Linked DNA regions of Homo sapiens: region 2 is linked to region 1. The links are chromatin loops, found by intact Hi-C in ENCODE. Cell type or tissue: B cell. All regions are shown on one strand. Links, peaks and the distances in the headings refer to the core of each region. The heading gives the core; the rest is flanking DNA.

Region 1 (8,230 bases), core at 1-8,000:
GGAGAATTTCGGCAGAAAGGAACACTGTGGGAGAAAAGCAAATTTTCATTAGCATAACATTTTTTCTCTCTTCCTATATTCAGCAGAGCTTCTGAATACTTTCCTGGCCATTTGGTTGCAAGCACCGTCCCGGAACAGAAATGTTAAGATACTAAGTCAATATCCAAATTCAGACAAAGGAAAGCCGCCTTTAGGACAATGAACACAGTTTCATCCAGACAGAGGTCAGGCCACAGAGAATAACCAGCAGTAGAGGGCAAGTCCCTGAAGAGAACATTTCCAAAAGGAATATGTTCTGTGACTCCTAGCATAAGCTTTAGAAAAGCAAACCCCTAAATCACGCCAGTTCCAGTTCTGGTGAGCTTACTTTTGGGGAGCAGCTACCATTGCTGGATTCCTGGGGACCCAGCCTTAATCTTTATATAAATGCTCATATAACATTAGCAAGGGGATATAGTAGAACTTTAAAGTCATAGATTATTGAAGTCAGACAGACCTGGCTTTTATTTTTAATTTTTAAAACATAAATTTATTTTTAATTTTTAAAACATAAATTTATTTTTAAAGTAAAATAAAAAAAATTTTTAAATTTATTTTAAATTTTAAATTTTATTTTTAATTTTTAAATTTTATTATTTTTTATTGTTTTGAGACAGGGTCTTGCTCTGTCGCCCAGGCTGGAGTGCAGTGGTGTGGTCTCGGCTCACTGCAACCTCCACCTCCCAGGTTCAAGTGATTCTCATGCCTTAGCCTTCCGTGTAGCCCGGCTAATTTTTGTATTTTTAGTAGAGATAGGGTTTCTCCATGTTAGCCAGGCTGGTCTCGAACTCCTGAGCTCAAAAGATCTGCCCACCTTGGCCTCCCATAGTGCTGGGATTACAGATTACAGGCGCCCGGCCTTCTTTTTATTTTTATTTTTGAGACAGAGTCTTACTTTGTCACCCAGGCTGGGGTGCAGTGGTGCAGTCACAGCTCACTGTAACCTTGACCTATGGGCTCAAGCGATCCTCCCACCTCAGCCTCCCAGGTAGCTGGGACTACAGCTATAGGTGTGTGACACCATGCCTGGCGGATTTTTAAAATTTTTTTGGTAAAGGCAAGGGTCTCTCTCTGTTGCCCAGGCTGGTCTCAAATTCCCGGCCTTATGCGATTCTCCCGCCTCGGCCTCCCAAAGTGCTGGGATTACAGCCATGAGCCACTGCATCCGGGCGAGACCTGGCTTTTAATATGTAATTTGGATAAGTCATTTAACTTCTCTGAACCCCAACAGAGTTAAAACAGGAGTAATAATTATTACCTAAGAGCAACACTGTGAGGGTTAAATATTAATAAAATGATGTTTTAAAAATGTATAATACTGGGCAGCAAGAATGCATTCAGCAGACAGCATCCATGGGTAGAAACTGAACCAGAAAAGGCAGCCCCTGTCTTTGTCTTTGTCCACACGAGGGACAGAAACCCCAAATGCAACCCAGCCCTACAGCCCCAGTCTCGCTGAGTCAAGTCCTATGCATTCAGTAGATGTGAAGGGTTAAGGTGGCTTAAGAAGAGAATTTTGATGGATGTTGGTGTAACCACGCTCTAGCTAGCCCTAAGCTGGGCATTAACTTTCTTGGCCACCAGAGATGGGATTGACGGCTAATGGGCAAAATGACCCAGCACCTGCATTGGGATCTGTGGGTGTTGGGGAAACCAGACTTGGCCTGATAGCATCACAGTCCCAAGAGGCTGGATCCCTTATACATGATTCCAGTACTCACATACTGTCTATACCAGACACTGCTACAAATGCTCTGATGCTCTCACTCATTTATTCCTGGCAACAATCCCGTGAAGGAGGTACTATTACCATCCCCCCCTGCTTTAAAGATGAGGAGATGGAGGTGCAGAGAGGGTAAGTAAATGGCCTACAGTCTCATGCAGCCAGGTGGCCAGGTCTCAGTGTCCATACTCTTCACCATACTGAGTGGTTCTCAAAGAGGAGTTTCTGGACCAGCTCCAGCAGCCCAGAATTGTTAGAAATGCAAATACTTGGCCAGGCACGGTGGCTCATGCCTGTAATCCCAGCACTTTGGGAGACCAAGGCAGGCATATCACCTGAGGTCAGGGGTTTGAGACCAGCCTGGCCACCATGGCGAAACCCCGTCTTTACTAAAAATACAAGAATTAGCCAGGTGTAGTGGTGTACCCCTGTAATTCCAGCTACTTGGGAGGCTGAGGCACGAGAATCGCTTGAACCTGGGACGTGGAGGTTGCAGTGAGCTGAGATCATGCCATTGCACTCCAGTCTGGGCAACAGAGTGAGACTCAGTCTCAAAAAAAAAAAAAAAGGAAAGAAAGAAAGAAGGAAGGAAAGAAAGAAAGAAAGAAGGAAGGAAGGAAGGAAGGAAAGAAAGAAAGAAAGAAAGAAAGAAGGAAAGAAAGAAAAGAAAGAAAGAAAGAAAGGCAAATTCTTCAGCAGACCAACTAAATCAGAAACTCTGGAGGTGGGGTTCAGCAATCTGTTTACCAAGCCCTCCAGTGTATGCTGAGGCATGCTCAACCTGGAAAACCACCTGGCTATAGCACACACATGCTTCAGCCGCACAATGACCACGCTCCCCTTTCAGCCCAGCTGAGACCCCTGGTGGCACCTGCACGAGAAGACAGAGGCCTGGGACGTGCCATCGATAATTCTCCTGACATCACATGCCAGGACGCGTTCAGCACGCATCTGTCTTAATCTGAGTGAAACAAGGGATCTGAACCGTGACTAAGGAAACACGGAAACAATCAATCCCAGTAATTGCCTTTATGGAGAACAAGGCCCTGCGATTATTCATTAACACCCTCTCTGCTGTCTCCTCTCAAACTTCTCACTCCATAACCGCTGCCCTTATATCCGGGTTCAGGTAGCACCAAGGAGCAGCTGCTCATCTCAAATGAAGACGCTGGAGGACTCAGAGCCCCAAAGCAGACATGAGAACGTGGGGGGATGCCCTGGCTGAGACCCTCTTAGACACGACAAGCCTTTAGGTAAATCGATTTTGTATTTTTTATCCCATAATTCATATGAGAGTCAAACCAAGGAGTGGGGAGAGTACAGAGTTGTGGAGCGTGGGTGTGGGTCTCGGTGCACCAGAGTGGAACACTGTGAGGAGTTTTTACCCACTGAACCTCTAAACCACTTAGCTAGCCCAACACATGAATTTTAGCATTTGCGTATTAAACCCAATTATGAAATGCAAAACTCCCATGCAAATTAGCAGATGTTGTTATTTTTGAGTGGGGACTTTGGTTATTTTCATATCAGAATGGCAACCTTGCCACGAGGCTAGGAGTAGTGCACCTGGCTTCAGCAGGGTGGCCAGAGAACAGCTCCTGGTAACTCCAAGCGGGTCAGTACTTTCTCCTTCGGCAGGTGGTTGGGGCTGATAATCCCCTTGGGATGTCTGATGACTCGTTCTCAGAGTCCTGGGGTGTGCGGGTGTCTTGAGTTAAAATCAGAATTATCTGTGGCTCTGGGCTTCTTCAGTGCCGTCACTGAAATCTCTCAGGGGTGATGTCCATGTTAAGATAACCTTCTGCCTCCCCCATGCAGGCTGGTTTCTCCAAAAATCCAGCCCACTAATCCTAGCGGAAGCTTAGCTTTAAAGCAAGGTCTTTTATTTCTTCCTGATTGGCTCCCTGTTATATCTCATCCACTGATCTATCCTACATCCCTTACCCTCTCAAGGTCCCTTGCCTGGCTTCACCCTTTCTCCCCTCTCCCTTGCAGCTGATCACTTTGAGTCATAGTTTAATGAGGACATGAACTGCATGATAGAAACACTGACACATCCCTTTCCTCCATTACAAATCTGCTTATTTCTTTACGTTTCTTATTCTTTGTGAATCCGAGAAAGATATATCCTCCTCTTTTTCAGTGGAGAAATAATATAATGAAAAGCACTGAGACATCAGAGCCAGCTGACTTGGGCTCAAATCCAAGATGTATCAACCTGGGCAAGTTATTTTACTGTTCTCAGCCCCAGTTGCCCCAGGTGGAGAATGGGGACAATCCTTTTCCGCTCTGTAGGAGTGTTCAGAAGATCAATGAGATCACACAGCTAAACCCCAGCACAGTGACTGGCACATAGTAGGTGCACAGTACAAATTATTTGTAAGCTCTTCTCTGGAACCTTGTTTCATTGATTATTTGCATCTTTTCCCTGCTTCCTTCCCACAGCCTAAAAATATAATGAAAAGAGACACAGTCTTAAAAAATAAATAAGCACAAAGTTCCCTTGATCCTATTTCTTCCCCCATCTATAATCAATTCCGTATCTCTTTCTGTCTTCATAAAAAAACTTATTAAAAGAGTAGTCAGTAGCCGGGCATGGTGGCTCATGCCTGTAATCCCAGCACTTTGGGAGGCCGAGGTGTGTGGATCACCTGAGGTCAGGAGTTCAAGACCAGGCTGGCCAATGGTGAGACCCCCATCTCTACAAAAATACAAGAATTAACTGGGCATGATGGCAGATGCCTGTAATCCCAGCTACTCGGGAGGCTGAGCGGGAAGAATCGCTTGAACCCGGGAGGCGGGGGTTGTAGTGAGCTGAGGTTGCGCCACTGCACTCCAGCCTGGGCGACAGAGCAAGCCTCCATCTCAAAAAAAAAAAAAAAAAAAAAAAAGAGTATTCAGTTTCAGTGCTTCCTGTCTCTACTTTTTCCACCTCCCACCTGATCATCAAAGGATTTCCAAAGCAGCATCACTCTTCCATTTGCACCCTGGAGACCTCTCTACACTGCAATATGACTGAGCAACTCCTCCATCCTGAGCAGCAGTTCACCCTTTCCTCCCTCCTCCACTCCTTCCCTACAGGAGATCCCTCAGGTCCTACCCTACCTACAGCCTCTTTTCTTGATCCAAACCCTCTCCCCTGGTGATCTCATCTGCTTCTGACTTTTCATGATTTTTTTCTTTTTTGGCAGATGCCTCCCAAATCAACATCGCAAATTCCAACTCCTCTCACATTTCCAGGTGCCCACTGGCCATCCCCAACAAAGACCCTACAGGTTCATCAAACTTGAAAGGTCCAGAATGAACGCGAATGTTCTCCCTGACTGTACTGGTACTCTAGAATTATCGTAGCCAATTCCACAAACTGCGTGGCTTAAAACAGCAGCAATTTATTCTCTCACAGTTCTGGAGGCCAGAAGCCTGAAACCAAGGTGTTGGCAGAGCCATACTACCTCTGAAGACTCTGGGAGAGAATCTGTCCTTGTCTCTTCCAGCTGTTGGTGGCACCGGGAGTGGGTGCATCACTCCAGTCTCTGCCTCCGTCTTTACATCCCCTTCTTCCCTCTGGGTCTCTGTGCTCTCTTCTCTTCTTACAAGGACAAAAGTCATTGGATTTGGACCCACCCTAAATCTAGGTAGGTCCACTCCCCCTTCCCTGGAAAACTTCCTGCTGTCAGGTCTTTTTTTTTTTTTTTGGCCATGGTACTCTCAGCCCGAAATTTCTTTCCTAAATCTTACTCAAAGACCATCTCAAGTACCACTTCGGAATGATTATCCCATGCATGCTGGCAGCATTCTGTTTGTCCCTTTATCACAGCGCGTATCTCCTTTGTCACCATTACCATTAGCTATCTGTGTCCCAGGCTCACCAACCATGTGGTAAGCTCACACTCTAACAGGAGGGTGCCCCCCTAATACCAGCACCACTAGGAATGGTGGTCATCAAAGTCACCCCCCTTCTTCTTTACCCCCCCCCCCCGCTTTACCCAGCTTCTTCAGGTGTTAAAGCATCTCCTTTAGTTTAGGTTTGCTCAAATAATGCTTTCTGTAACTAAGACTTTTGCTTCCACTAGGAATATACCATCTAACCTAGTCATTCTCAATGTCAATGGGGAGACGGGAACCCCACTTTCCAACCCTGGACTTTTTCTCAAAATATGCGCTGTTCCCTAAAGATCCTGATAAATGTCCTTGGGTGGAGGGATTCTATATCACCGAGGGATCTGTCAGGAGTGTGGGGGTGGAAAAAACGTTGGGAACCCTGATGTAACCACACCTGAACTTGCTCCAAGAAGAGAGACACTAGGGTCGTCAGCCATTGGCTAAAACAGAAAAAGATGTCTAAGGGCTGCTGAAGCATCCCGTGCTCTCTAAGGAACAGTCATTTGGAAATGCTGAATGTCTAAAGTCCCATTTGGCCCACAGCATATGAAGGAAAGACTGAAAAACCCACGGCAGACAGAATTCTGAGATGGCCTCCAGAGTCCCAGCCACTGGTGCACACATCCTGTGTAATCCTTCCCTTCGGGTGTGAGCAGAACCTGGGGATATGATGGGCTGTCACTCCCCTGGTTGCCCCCCAGAACCTTCAGAGGGAGCACAGCTTTTGATTGATAGCAAAAAGACAAGACAGTCAGTCACTCCTGAGAGTGTATACAAGACTTCACTTTAGAAAAAGCAGAGATTCTTTTGTTGGCTTTGAAGTTGTGAGATAGCCACGTGGATAGGACCCAAGAGAGGTCTACTGGGAACTGAGAGTGACAGCCGGAGAAGAACCAGCTAGAAAACGCGACCTTCGTCCTTCAACCACAAGGAATGAATCCTGCCAACCACCAGTGAGCGTGGAAGAGGACCCTGCATTTCTGGTGAAACTAGAACCTTGGTTGATGCCTTGATTTCTACCTGGTGAGTTGCCTGAGCCAAGGACCCAGCTAGCCTGGGTTCCAACTCCTGACCCATGGAAACTGCAAGATAACAAACTTGTGTTATTTTTCTTCTCTTCTCTTTTCTTTTCTTTTTTGAGACAGAGCCTCATTCTGTTGCCCAGGCTTGAATGCAGTATAGCTCAGCTCGCCGCAGCCTTGACCTCCTGGGCTTAAGCAATCCTCCCGCCTCAGCCTCCTGAACAGCTGGGATCACAGGCATGCACCACCACACCCAGCTAATTTTTTTTACTTTTAGTAGAGATGAGCTCTCACTGTGTTGCCCAGGTTGGTCTCAAACTCCTGAGCTCAAGCGATCCTCCAACCTCAGCCTCCTAAAGTGCTGGTATTATAGGCATGAGCCATTGCACCCAGCCACTTGTGTTGTTTTAAGTTGCTAAATTTGTGGGAGATTTGCTACACAGCAAGAGAAAACCAACACAACACTCAGCCTGCTGGCTGCCTTCTTCCAAATCACCCATCTGGTTTTCATCTGAGTAAAGCATCACCGACTCTGAGGTTCAAGCAAGTGCAAGGGAAGGGGGAATTGGTGCTTTTTCTGACTTATTAGTTCCACCTATGATGCCACCTGCTTTGTCAATCAATGGCCACTGCTTATTGCCCAGGGTGATATTTACTAGTAACTGATGTCAGCAAGCTTGTCATTATCTGGTGTCCAGATGCAGCAGCAGGCACCTAACCCACAGAGAGGGAGGATGATGATTTAGTAGGAAAAAAAAAAAAAATACAGATTTTTGGAGTAAAACAGACTTCAGTTCAAACCGCAGCTTCTTTTCCAACAAACTGTGTGACTTGGGGCAAATTCACGATTCCCTCTGAGCTTCAGTTTCCTCATCTATCAAATGGAGACAATTGCAACCTCAAAGCTGTGGGGTGAGAATGAAAAGAGATAACGAATGTCCAGGGCCAGGCAGCGCCTGGCAGATGCTGGAGAGATGTTGGTCCACTCCATTGTACCCTCCTAGGCAATGTGGACGAGAAAGCTGAGCTGGGGTCAAAGGCAGATCCTCCACTATGAAGATGCAAGGATGCAGAGGCTTCCGGAAAGGCATCCACAGGACACCTGATGGCTTCTTCCCATGGCAAGGAAGGCAGCCAAACCACAGAGCAGATCTGGGCTCTTCCAGACTCACTCTGAATCCCTGACCTGCTCTGCTGCTGAGGAAATGTCACCACGTGTCCCAGGCTCCATCCTTGGCAGCTCCTTCTTCTGGGCAGGTGCCCCTTCCACTGGCCTCTTCTCTGAGCTTTCCCTTGGCCCCCTGCTGACTTCATGCAGGGAACAAAAACTCTACCAGGATCTCCGTGAACTCTTTTCTTTCCTAGATCTAAAGGGTGCACGTCCGCTGGTTCACTCAACCCAATCGCCAAAACCAAGGCTCAAAGAAGTTAAGAAACAGAAGCATAAAACAGAAGTTGGGAACCCTTGAGGCCACAGAGATGACTCTGCTTACAGGCAGAGGGGGAGGCAAAAAAGCACGCCTGTCCCTGGAGCCTGGGGGAAATCAGTGAGTCATTTCTGTCC
Region 2 (8,398 bases), core at 247-8,246, 87 kb after region 1:
TGGTGCCCAGGGCAGGACTGCATTCTTTGTTTCTCTACACTAATAGACCCTGGCATCACAATTCCACTGTATTAGCTGTGCTAATCTAGAGAGGAAAACAAAACAAAACAAAACCTCAGCCATTCACATTCCTTGAATAGAATCAGAGGAGGAGAGAAGTAAGTATAAAGTTTGAAAGAATCCCGAGAAGAAATGTTGATATAAACAGCTCTTGGCATCAGGTGGATGGTGTCAGGGAAGTTACTATTTTCGTGGGGACAGAGGCGCTGACGTTCAGCTCCATTGGACCCAGAGTCCTGTGCTATGTTCTCTCGTGACTGACAAAGCCCCCAACTCATTTCTCCCTGGGGACGACATTCCTGCTTTCTTATTCATTACGGATCCTTTGAGATTTTTATTTCGTATCCTTTTATTTACTGATCAGAGCTGCCCTGAAGGCTTCTTCTGGGACACCAGAAACTCCCAGCAGTCCCCTGCCTGCGGGGAGGCTCTTCATCCCAAAGCTCATTATTGTTAGAACAGGATGGGTTCACACCCGGGGGCTCTCTCTCCAAGCCTCCTCACTCCCCATCAATTCCACCTGTTCATTCAGAGTCGTGGTATGTCAGAGCTAGAGGGGACATTTTTAAAAAAATCATTAATTTCATTCTTTTATCTGGTTTGCCAATCTATGCCCTAATTTTAAAGCCAAGATTTAAAAAAAAACAAAACAAAAAACAAAAAACCAACAACAACAAACTGAGATCCTGCCAAGTTAAATAATTCATTATCCCTGGTTAGATAATAACACACACACACACACAAGTATGACCCAGGTCTCCTCATTCTTAGCTCCAAAGTTACATAATGCATCCTCATTCCTCATTCTTAGCTCCAAAGTTACATAATGCATCCTCGTTAATTAAAACACACACACACACACACACACACACACACACACACACACACACACACAGAAAAGCCTGTTTCCAAATCTTTAAACCTTGGGCTGAGATGTACAAATCTGAAGATATGCTCCAAAGAAATAACCTGGCTGGGTGTGGTGGCTCACGCCTGCAATCCCAGCATTTTGGGAGACCGAGGGGGATGGATCACTTGAGGTTCGAGACCAGCCTGGCCAACATGGTGAAACCCCGTCTCTACTAAAAATACAAAAATTAGCCGGGCGTGGTGGTGCACACCTGTAATACCAGCTACTCGGGAGGCTAAGGTGGGAGGATTGCTAGAACCTGGCAGGAAGAGGTTTCAGTGAGCCAAGATCCTATCACTGCACTCTAGCCTGGGACAGAGCGAGACTCCATCTCAAATTAAAAAAGAAAAAGAAAAAAGAAATAACCAAAAAGACAACAGACAGCATGAAAGGGATTGAGAAAAGGTTCGGGTTCAGTAATTCACTTGGGTGCTACAGAACCCTGGCTGCATATTAGACTCGCCTGGAAGCTTTCAAAAGTCCCCATGCTGAGGCCAGGACTCAAACCAATGAAATCAGAATCTCTAGAGGCGGGATCAGAGGCGGGGTCTGGACATCAATAAGCCACAAGGTGAATCCCGTGAGCAGCTAACATGAAACATCATTGATTTACCAGACTTGAGGCCACCATAACTGTATAGTGACCACAATCTTTGTCATCCAAGGAAGAAAAGGAGAAGGAAGGAGTCATTTATAGCCCATGATCTTTAGTTCATTCTGAGATCCTCTCTGTGCTTTTGGGGGTTCATCAGATGTAGGGTCAAACTGAGAAGGTCTACACTGGTGATCTCACCCTGGAACAGGGCCACTCTTCCATACCACATCTGTGAGGACAGAGGCCTATGGGCTGTACCTGGAGGCAAAAGGAGACGGAGCAAACAATCCAGCCCAGTAAGTACTCCTAGGGTGGCTCTCCCAAGTTCTCAAGATACTTTTCTTTTTTAAAAAAGGAGTCTGTTACCGTATGACCCATCAATTCCAATTCTGGGAAAGTACCCCAAAGAACAGAAAGCAGAGGCTCAAACAGGTATTTGTATAACTGTGTTCATGGCAGTACTATTCACAATAGTCAAAAGGTGGAAACAACCCATGTCCATCCACGGAGGGATGGATGGATGAACAAAACATGGTATATCCGTACAATGGAATATTATTCACTCCTGAAAAGGAAGGAAATTCTGATACACACTACCACACAGATGCACCTTGAGGATATTACGCTAAGAGAAATAAGCCAGATAGATACACAAGGACAAATACAGTGTGATTCTACTTATGTGAGTACCTAGAGTAGTCAAACTCAGGGACAGAAAGTGGCTCTGAAATTCAGAGACGGGCGGCTGCCAGGGGCTGCCAGGAGGGGAACAGGCAGTTACCACTGAACAGGCACAGAGTTTCAAGATGCAGAGTTCTGCAGATGGATAGTGGTGATACTGGTACAACGATAGGAATGCACTTAATAACACAGAACTGTACATTTAAAAATGGTTAAGATGGTAAATTTTGTTACATGTCTTATCTCCATTTGGAAAAGTGAACAAAAAAAGAGCCCACATGTGGCCCTTCCTTCGTTCGCTCAGGCATTGATGAAGGTGACTGAGGACAGAATTTCAAAGGTTAATGTGTCATCTGTAAAACACAGCACACACCAGGCCCCTGGACTCTGTTCTGCAGGATTGACTGACTCCAAGAGTTACAGAGCCTTGTAACTCCCCCGGGGCACAGGGAGGGCCGTCTGGCAGGCCTCTGGGTTCACATTATATAACAACCGGGCTGCCAGCTTCCAAGCAACACGAGGTGAATTCCGAAGCGCTCCACGCCTAGGATGAGCCAAGTGTTGATTAATTCCCAAATAACTTTATCGTGGGGACTTTTTCTGATTCCCAAATGCAGTGATGCCGCTTATTTGTCAGTTGAGAAATCTGTATTTTTCTGCGATGGGTTGACTCAATGTATTTTTAAAGAGGGACTTACCTTTCATCTTTTCTTTCCTTTTTGCTTAGTATTCTAGGGGCAAAGAAAAACTTCAGCAAGGAGAAAATCCCGCCAGCAACAGCTCTTTTGAGCTGCTCGGTAATCCAAACCTTTCAAGTAAGCTTTCTCCTTTACTGACACCTCTGTGACAGACAGAAAAGAAAAAATCGTAGCTTCTCTCTGATCAGTGGTCCTAACCCTTTTCTTCAATCAGCAGTCCGTGATGATCCTATACAGGGTATAAGATGCGAAGACATCTCCTGGGAGAAATTACTTAGGCCCTGGAGGCTGATCCCAAACCCCAAGTGTGTGAACTCTGGCCGTGCATCTAAATAAACACATCCTGCTCCCCCACCCTCAGACCAGTGGCCCCCAGAACAGCGCTTACACTTGGCCTAGAAAGCCTGTCCTGATGATTCACCATGAAGCCCAAAGTTTGGCAGCCGGAAAAACTTAAACTTTCCCCCTTTCTTAGAGTTTACAAATTAACAGTCCCTGAGAAGTCAATCATTCAACAGAAGTTGGATTAAACACCTTTCACTTGGGCATCCTCCTGAGCTCAGATGGATACAGAGAAACACTCGCTTGTTTCTTCGAGGTAAAATTTTGCAAAATAAATTTCTGTAAATCTGAGCAATAACAAAAAGGAGGCTGGGTGTGGTGGCTCATGCCTGTAATCCCAGCACTTTGGGAGGCCGAGGTGGGTGGATCGTTTGAGGCCAGGAGTTCGAGATCAGCCTGGTCAACATGGTGAAGCCCCACCTCTACTAAAAATACAAAAATTACCCTGGTGTGGTGGTGAGTGCCTATAATCCCAGCTAATCAGGAGGCTGTGGCAAGAGAATTGCTTGAACCTGGGAGGCAGAGGTTGCAGTGAGCTGAGATCGTGCCACTACACTTCCGCCTGGGTGACAAAGCGAGAACCTGTCAAAATAAACAAAAACAAAAAAGGGAAGTGGTTGGGGTGGTCTAACATAAAAATGGTGTGATTTGTCTGTAATGGACTTCAAACTAGTACTCATATTTTATGATGTTGGTTTTCTTTTTCATACAGCTACATAAGAATGAATTCCACAGTACTCTTTTTTTTTTAGACAGAGTCTTGCTCTGTTGCCCAGGCTGGAGTGCGGTGGTGCAGTCTCAGCTCACTGCAACCTCCGCCTCCCAGGTTCAAGTGATTCTCCTGCCTCAGCCTCCCAAGTAGCTGGGATTACAGACATGCACCACCACGCTCAGCTAATTTTTGTATTTTTAGTAGAGATGGGGTTTCACCACGTCTGGCCTCCACAATACTCTTGAATGCAGAACATGCCACACTCGGGACTCCAGGAGACACCCTGAAAGGCAAGAGAGGAGGAGGTTTCCTGGATGCCCCTAACTGTCTGCTCTCACCGCCCTAAATGCATAGACACTTTTCAGTCAACCACATTCCTCGTTATGTGTCTACAGATTCAAAACGTCACCTTTCTGCCTCCCTGCCATTTGCTTGTCCTTGGATAAAAAGGAGAAGACCTCTTTGCTTATAACTATCACTCATGCTTTGTGATTTCTACAAGGCTGTCTGTAGTCCTTGGAATTCTGGAACCATGGAACATATGGACAGCAGTATCCCAGCTGTACTTTGCTACCATCTCCGATCAATGCCATCTTCTCATTAGGATTTGTGGGCAGACACAAGCTTAGCAAGACTACATACAGACTTGCCATAGGAGGAAGAAGAGGTCTATTTTTCTACATTACTCATTAAAGGCAGGCTAAGCATCAGATGTAATAGAATAGCCTATTCCTTCCTTTGCCCACAGCGAGACTTCAACTCATGAAAACACCACCATCAATATATATTGAGTGTTCATTATATATATATAGCCCAAGACTAAGATAATATACTCTATTTCAAAACACTGCCAAAACTCCGAGAACATTTTTTGGCACATTTAAACAGCAGAATGACCATAAATTATGTAAAGGGAGAATTTTCTGAGTACATGTCAGGAAAAAATAAAATAAAAACCTCTAGCAGCAGAATTTAATGCTTAATAACTCTCATGCTAAAGTTTCAGTTTAATCAATTGTGACTTTTGATATTTTATTTAATGCGTCTAAGGAGCATCACCAGAAGAAATTTTAATACTATTGCTTCTAAATTCAATTAGAATGCTTACATTTTTATGTTAGGGTAACATTTGCAGAGCCATTCTTTAATACGCAAGTTATTAAATCCCACGGTCCCTTAATCCACATTGCAGACTAATCTAATGCATTTAAGCCGCCCCCAGAAGACAGCCTTCAGCTTGTGGCTCATACAGCGTGATAGCTTTTGCTCTTTTTTTGACCGAAGAAGTCATTTTTCTTTCCTCTTGACATCTTAAGAGTCATCTTTAATAATGTTTTTCTGTAGTTCCAATGTCCCTCAACTCCTGATCTTACAGACTAAATTGGCAAGTCAGTTGTTCTTCCGTAGAAAGATCTAACTAATTGGCCGGGTGCGGCGGCTGAGACCAGTAATCCCAGCACTTTGGGAGGCTGAGGTGGGTGGATAGAGACCAGCTTGGCCAACATGGTGAGACCCCATCTCTACTAAAAATACAAAAATTAGCCAGGGGTGGTGGTGAGTGCCTGTAATCCCAGCTACTCAGGAGGCTGAGGTAGGAGAATCGCCTGAATCCAGGAGGCGGAGGTTGCTGTGAGCCAAGATCACACCACTGCCTGGGCGACAGAGCAGTGCCTATGTCAAAAAAAAAAAAAAAAAAAAATCACCCAACTAATGATGACTCTCAGTACACAATTCTAGTTCATGGCCTAGCAGATACCCTAGTGCAAAATCCACAAATCCGGAATGAAAATGTAAGCATCCATGCCTTCCAGCATGCTCCATGCTTTTCCCACTGCGCTCATGGTAAATGCTCCCCATGGCATCACCACCGGGAACCAAACACATGCATACATACGTATATGAAGACAGTTTAGCCAAGTGGTTAAGAGTGAGGACCCTGTGGCTACACTGCCCAGGTTCAAATCCTGGCTCTACCACTCCTTACCAACCTCAGGGAAGTCACTTGACCTTTCTGAGTTTTCCATTTCCCTATTTGTAAGATGGAAACGCTAGTCATAATCAACTTTCTTGGCACAACGATCAAGAGTCAAAATAAACCAATATGTAAAAATGGTTTTGGAAGTTTTTTTTTTGAGATGGAGTCTCGCTCTGTCACCCAGGCTGGAGTGCAGTAGCATGATCTCAGCTCACTGCAACCTCCATGTCCCGGGTTCAAGCGATTCCCCTACCTCAGCCTCCAAAGTAGCTGATATTACAGGCACACACCATCACACCTGGCTAATTTTTGTATTTTTAGTAGAGTCTAGGTTTCACCATGTTGACCAGGCTGGTCTCGAACTCCTGACCTCAAGTGATCCGCCCACCTCGGCCTCCCAAAGTGCTGAGATTACAGGCATGAGCCACTGTGCCCGGCTAGAAGTTTTCATGAAAATCTTTACTCTGATTTCTTAGGGGATTGGATAAATATTTTCACAGGTCCAGACCAACTGGCAAAGTTAAAAGCCAGCAAGTTCTAAGTTAGGGCTCCACTGCCTTAAATAGTTTTCAGAACAAGGTCAGATGTAAATTAACAATGACAGAAGCCCTGAGAGAATTATACAAGCTTATGTGGCGACTGAGCTAGAGATGAATGATTTGATGCGAAGTCAAGACGGTTCCAATTTGGACTAACAAAACCTTTCAACAGAGGCTTATGATTTTAATATGGAAAAAGTTGGCTATAAATGATCTCAAGCTTAACAGAAATCTAATTAGGCAAAGTTAGAGAGTAGGAACCAACAACAACTCTCTGAGCTGGGTCTTATGCACATCTCACAGGCAAGAAAATGGAATGAAGAAAAGCGTTATTAACAGGCTGGGTGTGGAGGCTCGCCCCTGTAATCCCAGTAATTTGGGAGGCCAAGGCAGGCGGATCATCTGAGGTGGGGAGTTCGAGACCAGCCTAACCAACATGGAGAAACCCCGTCTCTACTAAAAATACAAAATAAGCCAGGCATGGTGGTACATGCCTGTAATGCCAGCTACTTGGGAGGCTGAGGCAGGAGAATCGCTTGAACCTGGGAGGTGGAGGTTGCAGTGAGCCAAGATCATGCCACGGCACTCCAGCCTGGGCAACAAGAGCAAAACTCCACCTCAAAAAAAAAAAAAAAAAGAAAGAAAACGTTAGCAAGGGTGAAGGGAGAATGGTTATTGCATGACAACCAACAGTGCTGGCTGCGTTATGAAACTTCTCCTCTTCAGGCATAAACGAAGCTGTATTTTGAAATTTAAGAGCTATATGTTTTTCAGGTAGAAAAACTTAAGTGTGGAATTACCAAGTCCCCCCAGGGCTTGAAGGCTACCAATCCAAGTTATTGGTACTTCAGTAGAAGCTTCCCACACTGCTCTCAGATAGGAGGGTGAATGATGGATAGATGGGCAGATGGATTTACAGTCTTTGAAATCAATAAACCTATAGGCCATCAAACATTTTCCAAAACACTGCAACGATCAAACCAGAATCATACCCCAGAGTGGCAACGCATCTTAATGTTGATCAAAGAAGGGTAAGAAATGCATTCTAAAAGATGGTATTGCTTTTCAGCTCTTTGACCGCTTTACAATAAGCAGGAAATATTTTATTTTTGTTGTCACAGTGAAAATCCAACACTCAGAACTCTGAGGCAAGGTAAACCAATAAAAACAAATTAAAACTTCTTTATCTGGATACCAGGATTACTTGTACTTTTGGAAGAAGTAAAATGTTTTGTGACATTTTAGGGTAGTATGACCTCCTTTTACAACACAGAGAGGTTTTAGCTGTGAAACTTCCTTATAAAATTGGCTACAAGTTCAAATTCTGCCCCAAATGAGTTTCTGATTAATATGAATCAAGAAATGTCCCTCATGATCTCTGCAGCTCTTCTGCAAACAAAGCATCCAGAAAGGACCTGGGGTTTAAAGATGGCTCTGCCACTCCCAGTTCATCCCAGGCTAAATTCATCACTCCTGCAGATCAGGAGGCTGTGAAAGGAGTTTCTACCAGAAGTTCCTTTTGATGGTAGGAAGCAAGGTGGGTGACTACCAAGCGGCATAATATAGAGAGGCCTACTGTGGTACAGGGCGGCAGGGCAGAGGACTGAGTCAGACCCACGGTTCCTAGTTTTGTCACAAATGAGCTAGGTGACCCCAGCAACTAGCTTGACCTCTCTGCATTGCAGTACCTCATCTGTCAAAGCAGGCAACTGGTTCACCCAATTTTTAAAGTTCTTCCCAGCTGTAGAAATCATTATTCCTAGAATAAGCACAATTTGCAAAACAGCAATTTTCAAATCTGGGCCTTATTTGCAATAATTCTCGCCTTATGGGGCTTCCGAAACCAGATTTTCCTGAAAAGATCACCAAAGCACCAAATGGTTCCT

The links. Peaks named below come from ENCODE experiments on the same cell type or tissue, not always from the same donor. Only the 100,000 strongest peaks of a DNase experiment are listed, where the experiment ranks them.
Region 2: a loop joins it to region 1, with 2.0 times the contacts of the local background. A loop is called at or near these places in 2 of 110 quality-filtered maps.

Annotation. Positions count from the first base shown.
Region 1 is chr17:67,569,980-67,578,209 of GRCh38, reverse strand. PITPNC1 (phosphatidylinositol transfer protein cytoplasmic 1) reads right to left here. Exons shown (of 9, transcript NM_012417.4): 5 at 1-24. LOC124904045 (a long non-coding RNA gene) reads left to right here and starts at 2,865. Exons shown (of 3, transcript XR_007065879.1): 1 at 2,865-3,015. In B cell, for the core only: no CTCF peak of the experiment used is centred there; DNase peaks (open chromatin) are centred at 2,749 and 3,299; H3K4me3 peaks cover 460 bases.
Region 2 is chr17:67,482,670-67,491,067 of GRCh38, reverse strand. All of the region lies in intron 1 of PITPNC1 (phosphatidylinositol transfer protein cytoplasmic 1), which reads right to left. Among named protein-coding and RNA genes, the nearest start is that of MIR548D2, 15 kb to the right of the region's middle. RefSeq lists enhancers at 1,556-1,795, 3,645-3,734. In B cell, for the core only: no CTCF peak of the experiment used is centred there; a DNase peak (open chromatin) is centred at 3,887.